2 separate regions of the Homo sapiens genome follow, and region 1 is linked to region 2. Evidence: chromatin loops called from intact Hi-C (ENCODE). Cell type or tissue: tibial artery. All regions are shown on one strand. Each heading gives the region's core, and the rest is flanking DNA. Links, peaks and the distances in the headings are about the cores only. Region 1 has its middle 91 kb from the start of MON1B. Region 2 has its middle 160 kb from the start of MON1B.

What was found. Peaks named below come from ENCODE experiments on the same cell type or tissue, not always from the same donor. Only the 100,000 strongest peaks of a DNase experiment are listed, where the experiment ranks them.
Region 1: it touches region 2 in a loop (3-fold over the local background); 1 of 110 quality-filtered maps calls a loop at or near these places.

The regions. Positions count from the first base shown.
Region 1 is chr16:77,097,860-77,103,254 of GRCh38, forward strand. No RefSeq gene overlaps it. Among named protein-coding and RNA genes, the nearest start is that of MON1B, 91 kb to the right of the region's middle. In tibial artery, for the core only: no CTCF peak of the experiment used is centred there; a DNase peak (open chromatin) is centred at 2,812.
Region 2 is chr16:77,031,727-77,037,121 of GRCh38, forward strand. No RefSeq gene overlaps it. Among named protein-coding and RNA genes, the nearest start is that of MON1B, 160 kb to the right of the region's middle. In tibial artery, for the core only: no CTCF peak of the experiment used is centred there; no DNase peak of the experiment used is centred there.

The sequences.
Region 1 (5,395 bases), core at 268-5,267, 66 kb after region 2:
TCCAAGTACTGAGAACTTTGTATCACAATAAGGGGTTTAAAAATTCTGAACTTCAAAGTTGTGACTTTTTGGAAACCATCACTGGTTGTCCTATAGTTGACAGTCAAGTCAAATCCAACCTCAATCAGAGGGAGAAAGAATGAGAACTTTTTAGGATCATGACACCAAGATTTTTTTTTTTTTTTTTGAAACAGAGTCTTGCTCTGTCGCCCGGGCTGGAGTGCAGTGGTGCAATCTCAGCTCACTGCAACCTCTGCCGCCCGGGTTCAAGCAATTCTCCTGCCTCAGCCTCCTGAGTGGCTGGGATTACAGGCGCCCACCACCACGCCCGGCTAATTTTTGTATTTTTAGTAGAGACGGGGTTTCAGCATCTTGACCAGGCTGGTCTTGAACTCCTGACCTCGTGAACCACCCACCTTGGCCTCCCAAAGTGCTGGGATTACAGGCGTGGACCACTGTGCCTGACCCAAAGAATGTTTTTATAGAGAAATTTAAAAAATGTTTAAAAGTTTAGGAATTTTTTAAAAAAAATCAGAAAATTAGGCAACATGGCAAAACCTTGTCTCCTAAAAATGCAAAAGTTAGCCAGGCACAGTGGCACACGCTTGTAGTCCCAGCTTCTTGGGAGGCTGAATAGGGAGGATTGCTTGAGTCTGGAAGGTAGAGGTTGCAGTGAACCAAGATCACACCACTGCACTCCAGCCTGGGGGGACAGATTGAAACCCTGTCTCAAAAAAAAAAAAAAAAATCAGAAAATATTGTGAAATGTAGAAAACTTTGAAATAAAAGAGGAAAGAAATGCATAATAGGCACGCAATCTCTCTGACAATAAATTAAGGGAACGTTATGTGTAAAACTTGGTGAAGTTTGCTTTGAAGGAAAATAGACGTCAGAAAAAAAAATTTAGGTATTTTCTCATTCCTTAATTGCCACAGGTCCAACTTTCTTAAAGGAAATTTTTATAGGAATTTTTTACAGCAAAATGACAGAACAAGATATACTCATCTAGGAACTGACCCCATGTAGCATTTTTCAATACAAATTGAAACACTTTGGTGATGGATCAGTTTACCAGGGAAGAATTAAATAATCCTTGCCCTGAAATGTATTATCTGGGATCTCACGGGGAGAGCATTACATGTGGGGGCAGCTCTAATTACAAGAAATAATTGCAGGTGAACGCAAGGCAGTTCCCCACCTTAGATGATGAATTATACTGAGAGGCAAGGACACCATATGTGAAATGCTAATGCTTTCATCACTATGACATTGCAAGGAAATCTCACACCCAAAAGCAAAACCCAAGGAAAAGCACATTTGACAAATACTGCTAACGGGAACCAGTTATTCCATTTGCAATTTGCAATGGATTCTTACTCAGTAAATATATACCATAGATTTAGTACCTACAGATATATTTATTTACTAATAGTAAAAGTCTCTAAGATCAAAGAGTGAATCAATTGCAATGGGATAGCCTAGGAAAAGCATCTTTGCTAAATGCTATATAACTTGAGGGCATATTCCAGATCTGAACATGACTGGCAAAATCCATAACTATAATTCCTTGTGACTCATGAATATTGATTGCTGGTAATTTCTAATTTCATTAGCATTTAAACCACCTTGAAATTACCTGGGGAGCTTTAAAAGTACTGATGCTAGGTTCCACCCTCTAAGATTATGATTTAATTTTAATTAGTCAGGGTAGTGGCCTGGGAATCAAGATTTTTTAAAGTTGTCCAGGTCATTTTAATGAACAACGAGGGTTTGAGAACCACTGCTTTATGGGCACAGGAGACCTCATCTTCTCCCTTAAAATCTCACTGATTTGCTTAACACGATGTTGTGGCTTTTCCTCACTCATTCACTTCTTTGCAATTATTTCTGTAAGACTGCAAGACTTATAATCACTCCCAGTTACCAAGCAGTGTGTGAGACCTGGGGAGATCAGCGCTGTACAGTTCTGGGAAAGGCTCCCTTAGTATTTCCTCCCTGTAAAGTCACAATCTGCCAAATGCCACTTTCCTCAAGGTCCCCATTACTGTGCAAAACTTCCCACAGATTGTCAGGATATTCTCCAGGCCCTGGTACACAATATAACACAGAGCTCTTTGAAAAGTCTTTGAGTGCAGGAGGCAGGCTGGTATTTAAATATCCAGAACAAATATCATGACATTTCTCAATCCCCCTCATTAGCCTCCAGACCTATTTGAAGACATAGCCTACATTTCACTGTAGTTTTCCTCTCTTCATTTTGACCAATCCCCAGTTAACTCTTGTTTCTCAGCTTCTTATTTCTCTTTATTCTTGCCTCCTATTGTATGAGTGAATATGTCTCCTTATTCTCCAGTTTCAAGAGGAATTCTGCTTCTATGAGTTTATAGAAATGAACATATATTTACATAATATTGTATATGTAAGGATGCTCACATGCAAGCAACATTGTTGACCCTAGCAAATAATTTGAAGACACCTGTCTCTCAATAAGATAACGGTTCATAAATCTATGGTATCTTCATCCCATGCATTATTAATAATACTAAAAGGAAGGAAGTACTTCTGTTTATACCAACATGGAAAATCTCTAATACAGGAGTCTCCAACCCCCGCCACAGACCGTTGTTGCCTGTTAGGAACCTGACCACATAGCAGGAGGTGAGCTGCAAGTGAGCAAGCATTACTGCCTGAGATCTGGCTGCTGTCAGATCAGCAGTGGCATTGGATTCTCATAGGAGCATAAACCCTATTGTGAACTGTGCATGCAAAGGATCTAGGCTGCATGCTCCATATGAGAATCTAATGCCTGACGATCTGAGGTGGAACGGTTTTATCCCGAAACCAGTCTGTGGAAAAGTTCTCTTTAACAAAACCAGCCACTGCTGTTAAAAAGTTTGGGGACTGCTGCTGTAATAGATATTCTTAAATGAAAGCATATTGTAGAATATGTATAGTATTATCTCTGTAATGTAAAAAACATAAAATATTAGTTGTCTATATAGAAACACAAACACATACCATAAATATAAGTATATATATGCACACATAAACACATAGATGCACACATAAATGCAAAGAGAATGGGGTGCAGAAGAATCTTCCAAACTGTCAATAGTGATTACACATTGAGAAGTGTGTAGAATTGGGAGCAGAGTGGGATGAAAGAAAATTTATACTTCTTACTTTAACCATTTATATAATTTCCACATTTTTTACACATAATTATGGATTTTTTTATCACTTTTAAATGAGAAAATTACCCACCAAATATAGTCATTGGTATTATAGTCATTAAGTCGTTGGTAAAAAAAATGGCAAGATTTTCAGTGCAATAGTGGGGTTGGAGGTCATCCTCAGACTTTTTGTTGCATAAACTTATTATAATAAATCTACTGGCATATACCCAAGAGTGAATCTGGTTTTATAGGAGCCAAAATTTATACCAATTTGGGAATCTCTCTTTAAGGAAAAAAAGCAGAAAGTTGTTAAAATTATATTAGAATAAGAAATAACAACTGTCAAATCAGAAAATATTCAGAAAAATACAATATTTTTAATAGTTTCACACAAACCAGTCATTTTCCAGATGTTAGCATCTGCTCTGGACAGTTTAATACCTTGCTTCTCCTACTACTTATAGTGCCAAGAGTTGTAAGATACATTTCTATCACTGTCGACTTTCTGGTCCTGTATTTTGAAATCATGTTGCAAGATGGGTCAACAAGGTGGGTAGTAAGAATACTCCTGAAAGACATTCCTATACGGATATGGCTAGTACTAATTTAATTATCCATGGAAGTAACAGCCATAAAATCTATGACATTAATACTAACCAAATGTATCTCTGAATTAATGTCCCTTTAGCAGGGTTTCTAAAGTACTTATGACCTTTCCCAGACTCTCTGACAGGAAGAGAATTGTGATAGGGAGACCAGTCTTTTTTTGTGAATGCATGATTAAAAATATCTCGGGAATATCAAGATCATGATGGGGAGACTGTCAGAAATATATATGAAAGACTTTAAAATGAGCAAAAATAATAAGAGGGTATTCTGGCTAGTATACCCTTCCAGATTGTCTAGTGTAAACATAACCCAAATATACTGATTATATCACAAATCTCTTTTAGCAGTTTAGCAGCTGGGATATTTTAAGACACCACAATGTCAACTCTCTGTCTTCTATTAAGATCTAATGACATCATTCTCTGCTTTAAAACCTGTGATAGGTCTTAACTGCTCTGGCCTGATTCCAAAGCTTGATATTGAGGGATTTCATAATTTGGTCCTGTCCCAAATTTCACATCTTCCCATTTACCTGCAGGGGTGTCCCCACCCATGTCCACACCCACATCCACCTACCTGAGAGATAATTTTCCAGCCAAAATGCCCTTCCATGCCCCACTGCCTTTTCAAATATTTGCCCTTTCCTCTTTTTTTTCAGTAAAAACCATACTTACCCTACAGGACTCAACTCAAATCCTGCCTTCTTCATAACGTATAGCACATTCTGTCTCATTGGAATTCATTGCTTCTTCAGTCTCCCCAGACATTTTGCATGGGATTCTATTATTACACATAACATAACACATAGCATCATCAAGCTTAGAGCTGTAATTGTACCCATGTGAACTATATGGGACCCAAGTGGATCTTACTGATCTCTGATACACGTGCATGGAACAAAGGCTCAGTAAATCTTTGTGGACATGAATTAGGCCGGATAATTGCGAAATTATGTCACTGAAAGTCAGTCTTGTTAGAAAACCTGTGAAATGCCAAATGTGGCCTTTACTAAAGGTTGTATAAGAGAATTACTAAGCAGCTATTGTACCCTAGTGTTAAGACATATTTCTTCCAAAAAGATGTTGAACTCATGACTGTCATACAGATAGAAAATGAATGCTTGTAAAAGATTTTATTTAACTTATTAATTAACAAGGGCATCAGTAAGAAGTTAAAATTTGTTCAAAGAATTCTGAGAAGATAGATTTAAATAGGCAATCTGGAATACTAAAATGAATTCATAAACAGAGGCAAAACTGGTGAATAGTCACAAAGCAACAATCAATTATTCAGTACCAGACAAAATGTATTCACGTTTGTATGGACAATAATCATCTGCATTACCATCAGCTTTCTACAACTTAGAGAGTTGTAAATAGCTCAAAGCCAATGAAAGACCCAGTTAAGCTGCAAGCGTACCCTAGAAAGAACATCCATTTATCATTTTTGCTCATTTCAAAGTCTTTCCCATTTTTTACTAACAGCTTTCCTCCTACAGTCATAAGTACAGAGATTATTCTTTTTTTTTTTTTTCTTTTTTTTTTTTGGTTTTGAGATAGGGTGTCACTCTGTGGCCCAGGCTGGAGTGCAGTGGCACAATCTCTCTGCTC
Region 2 (5,395 bases), core at 318-5,317:
TATTATTCCTTTTGGGTTGGGTTAAAATAATTCCTTTTTCGAATTGACAGTTCTTCTAAGATGTGAAGATATCCTCTTCCCTTCCAGGCCCCAGCTCCTCTCTTTTCCAGCTAAAGTATACCAGAATTTTCCCAAGGCTTACCTGTGAGCATCTCACACTTGGTTGTCCTCCTCTGGACCAGCCCATTTAGTAAGCATCACTCTGTGTGTGCAGATATGTAGATATACATGTATATACATATATACAGTAGCCTAATGTTATAGAGTATAATAAAATTCTTGAAAATGAGACAGAGTTATCATTGACTTACCAATTATTATCTTGTCCTGGATAGGATTCAGGCATCTGCATCCTCTATCTTTATAAAAATCAGCCAAACACACACTTCAGTCTTTTTTTATTTTGAGACAGGGTCTCACTCTGTCACCCAGGCTGGAGTGCGGTGGTGTGATCATGGCTCACTGCAGCCTTGACCTCCTGGGCTCAAGCCATCCCTCTGCCTCAGCCTCCCAAGTAGCTGGCACCACAGGCACATGCGGTCACACTAGGCTAAGAGTGTGTGTGTGTGTGTATTTTTGTAGAGATAAAGTTTCACAGTGTTTCCTAGGCTGGGCCTGGGGCTTGAACTCCTGGGCTCAAAGGACCCTCCCACCTTGGCCTCCCAAAGTGCTGGAATTACAGCAGTGAGCCACCACGCCCACCCTCAGTCTTTATATTATGCTAATGGAGGATGGTGTGTTTGCAGGTTGGGAGGTGCTGTCATATTTTAATTAAGTGTTATTCTGTCTCTATAAACATTCAAATGCCAGTAGAGAATAATTCAAATTTTAACTGAAGTAACTGATAGTCTGTAATTACCAATTTTATAGTTGCCAAGTTTTTTTCAGACACTTATATGAAACCATTGCTTCATTGTAGCAAGGGCGCACTCCTACAGAACATTTTATTTAGCTGTCAATCCATTCATATGGGAATGTAAGTACACTTAGTTTTATTTGTTCTCTTAAAGAAACAACCATCTTAAAAATAAAATGAGCATACTAGCTTTCAAGAATGCAGCTATTTAATAGGTAGCCTCTGTCACAGACAAAATAAATGGTACCTAATTCATAAAAAGTTAAAATTTAGTCACATTCTGGGCAAATTAGCAGGTTGAAATATTGGTGGTATTCTCATAATAGCTAGACTGCAATTCTGAGAAAACTATGCTGTTTTATTGTAACTAGCAGGCCTAGAAGTCTTGTAGGCTTTCAAATCTCTGGGCATAATTTTCTGTGGTCCTACGACCTAAAGCAAAGTAAATTGCAGGATTAAAATTTGCAAAGACTGAGTGACAGTACTGCCCTAAATTCACAAAATTTTCACACACAGAACGTTGTAATTTTCACATTAGACATCTAGTCTTGTTTCTATACCTATGAGTAACTTATTTAAACCCATTCAAACTGTTTTATTTAGCATAATGATGCTATGTTAATGTTTAATTCTCTTTTATATGAAATTTGAGTGAGCAAAGAAAAATATCACATTGGTCCAGAAACCTTTTAATATTTTTGTCGTCTTAAGGTAAAGAGCTATAATTCTGGTTATCTCTAGGTAAAATGCAGCAGTGATATTCACAACACAGAATTGAAGCTTTTAACTGAGTATGACCTGCACTTAGATTTTGGAAAAATTAACAATTTTGCTTTGGATGCCATTATCCTTCCTCACTTGCTGAACAAGAATGTTCCTATCCTTTGCAAAATAAGACCTAGGATTTCCCTTGAATCTGTATTTAAATTTGTGATATGATAATAATATAAAAATAAATGTGCCTACCAAATACAAATGTTCTTAACCTACTACAAAATTAAAATTACCATTATAGCTATTTCTGCTTATAAACTCCATTCGTTTTCAGAGGTTGCTGCTTTCTCCCTAATGGCTCCTTGAAATTATGACCAGCTGTTCTTGTTACTTAAATGTTTGATAGGAAAACACCTGGAAATAAATGACTTCCACAGGGAGCTATGTTGCGCCATTTGCCAAAGAAAAGGTGGGGGGGAGCATAAATGACTAAAAATGAACAACTTTGCTACTCTATTTTTATGAAAATAGCATCTTAAGGTACAGATTTCATATATGTAGGAAATCTTAAGTTTTATAAAAATTTGACTAAGAATGCTGTCTTCAGATTTACTATTTTTATGTTAATCTAATATAAATACTATAGTTGACTTCATCTGTTTTATATTTTTATCCTTAGAGCTAAAAGTACATATGGCTAATGAATTAAAACTATAATATTTAATATATACTTGCAAAACAATATATTGTAGAACCGTAAAATTTTCTGCTTTGAACTTATGCTGAACCCCTTGCCCCCGATACCAAGATGCTAACCCATATCTTCTACCTTCCTTCTTGGAATCAACAATTCCAAAACGGAACATAAATGGCACAGACAGGCCAGATTGCAAAGACAAACCGTTCTGTAATATGTGTGCCTATGATTTTATGGCTTGTTCCAAGTGTGGTATTGAGATCCAGTATGAAACCAGTATGCCATTATTTCACTCTTGTAAATACATGTGCATGCATGGATGCACACACATGCACAGACACACATTATAGAATTATAGAATGTGTATACACATTCTATAACCTGTAGAAAATGTCAAGAAGTAGACATAGTAAACTACTAGCGGTAATTTCTTCTGGGGTTAGAACTAGAATTGGGCAGAAGCAGAAATTGCAATTTTGCTCTACTTGATTTTCAATGTTTTACATTTAAAAGAACCAAAAAAGAAAAACAACAAAGTAACTGACTTTGCTACTGATAGCCTTATAATGAATGTTTTGCTTGTGAGTATAATCTTCTCACCATACCTAGGCCTAAGTTTCCATGGCCGGTACCATGTACTTTCTCATGCATCATTGCTTAAGTTCCTTGTGACAGCTCTCTACAGGTGTTAGCATAAATATTCTTGTTTTTATTTTACGGACTAGTACAATGGTCTTTAAACAAAGTTTATCAATAGAGTTGAACCATTTCATATGGAGATGCAGAGTGAGAACCTGCAAAGTTTGTCTTTCTGTGCCTGGCTTATTTCACGTAATGTAATATCTCCAGTTCCATCCATGTTGTGTTGCAAATGTCAATCTCATTCTTTTTTATGGCTGAGTAGTACTCCACTATGTATATGTACCACCTTTTCTTTATCCATTCATCTGTTGATGAACACTGAGGTTTCTTCCAAATCTGAGCTATCATGAACAGTGCCGCAACACACATGGGAGTGCAGATATCTCTTTGATGTACTGATTTCTTTTCTTTTGGATATATACCCATGTACTAGTTCATTCTCACGCTGCTATAAAGAACTGCCCAAGACTGGGTAATTTATAAGGGAAAGAGGTTTGATTTACTGCTGTATCCCATAGGTTTTTGTATGTTATGTTTCCATTATCATTTCTTTTAAGAAATGTTTTAATTTCTTAATTTCTTCACTGACTCACTGGTTATTAAGGAGTGTATTGTTTAATTTCCATGTATTCATGTAGTTTTCAAGATTCCTCTCGTTATTAATTTTTAGTTTTAGTCCATTGCAGTCAAAAAAGATGCTTGATATTATCTTAATTTTTTTGAAAGTTTTAAGACTTGTTCTGTGACCTATCACATAGTCTATCCTTGAGAATGATCCATGTGCCAAGGAAAAGAATGTGCATTTTGCAGCCATAGGATGAAATGTTCTGTAGATATCTTTTAGATCCATTTGGTCTACAGTGCAGATTAAGTCTAATGTTGCTTTATTTTGTTTGTTGATTTTCTGTATGGAAGATCTGTCCAGTGCTGAAAGTGGGGTGTTGAAGTCTCCAGCTATTGTATTGGAGCCTCTCACATTAGCTCTAATAATAGCTGCTTTTTATATACCTGGGTGCTCCAGTGTTGGGTCATATATATTTAAAATTGTTATATTTTCTGCTGAAATGATTCCTTTATCATTATACAGTGACCTTCTATATCACTTCTTACAGTTTTTTTCTTGAAATCTATTTTGTCTGATGTAAATATAGCAACTCCTGATCTTTTTTTTGTTTCCATTAGCATGGAATATCTTTTTCCATTCCTTTATTTTCAGTCTATGTGTGCATTTATAGGTGAAGTGTGTTTGTTTTAGGCAACAGATCAATGGTTCTTGTGTTTTCATCCATTCGGCCAGTTGATGTCTTTTGGTTGGAGCATTCAGTCCATTTATATTTAATGTTATTATTGATAAGTAAGGACTTACTCCTGCCATTTTGTTATTTTTTTTCTGGTTCTTTTGTGGTCTTCTTTTCCTTTTTGCTTTCTTTCCTGTCTTCCTTTAGCACAGGTGATTTTTTTTTCTGGTGATACAATTTAGTTTTTTGCTTTTTATTTTTTGTGTATCTGTTGTATACTTTTGGTTTGAGTTTGCCATGAGGCTTACAAGTACTATCTTTAACCATTATTTAAACTTGATAATAACTTAACACTGTTTGCACAAACAAACAAGCAAAAAGAAAACTAATAAAAACTCTATACCTTAACTTCATCACCCCACTTTTTAACTTTTTGTTGTTTTTATTTATGTCTTACTGTACTGTCTATATCTTGAAAAGTTGCTGTAGTTATTATTTATGATTGGTTCATCATTTAATCTTTCAACATAAGAGTAGTTTTCATAACACAGTTACAGTGTTATAATATTCTGTTTTTCTGTGTACTTACCATTACCAGTGAGTTTTCTATCTTCAGGTGATTACTTATTGCTCAGTAACATCCTTTTCTTTCTGATTGAAGGACTTTAGCATTTCTTGCAGGACAGGTGTGGTGTTGATGAGATCCCTCAGCTTTTGTTTGAGAAAGTCTTTATTTCTCCTGCATATTTGAAGGATTATTTCACCAGATATACTATTTGAGGGTAAAAGTTTTATTCCTTCAGCACTTTAAATATGCCATGACACTCTTTCCTGGCCTGTAAGGTTTCCAGTGGAATGTCTGCTGCCAGATACATTGGAGCTTTATTGCATGTTACTGGTTTCGTTTCTCTTGCTGCTTTTAGGATCCTTTCTTTATGCTTGATATTTGGGGTTTGATTATTAAATCCCTTGAGGTAGTCTTCTTTGGGTAACATTTGCTTGGTGTTCTATAATCTTCTTGTACTTGGATATTGATATTCCTCTAGGTTTAGGAAGTTCTCTGTTACTATCCCTTTGAATAAACTTTCTGCCCCTGTCTCTTTCTCTACCTCCTGTTTAAGGCCAATAAGTCTTAAATTTGCCCTTTTGAGGCTATTTTCTAGATTCTATAGATATGCTTCATTGTTTTTTATTCTTTTGTCTCCTCTGACTGTGTATTTTCAAGTAGCCTGCGTGCAAGGTCACTAA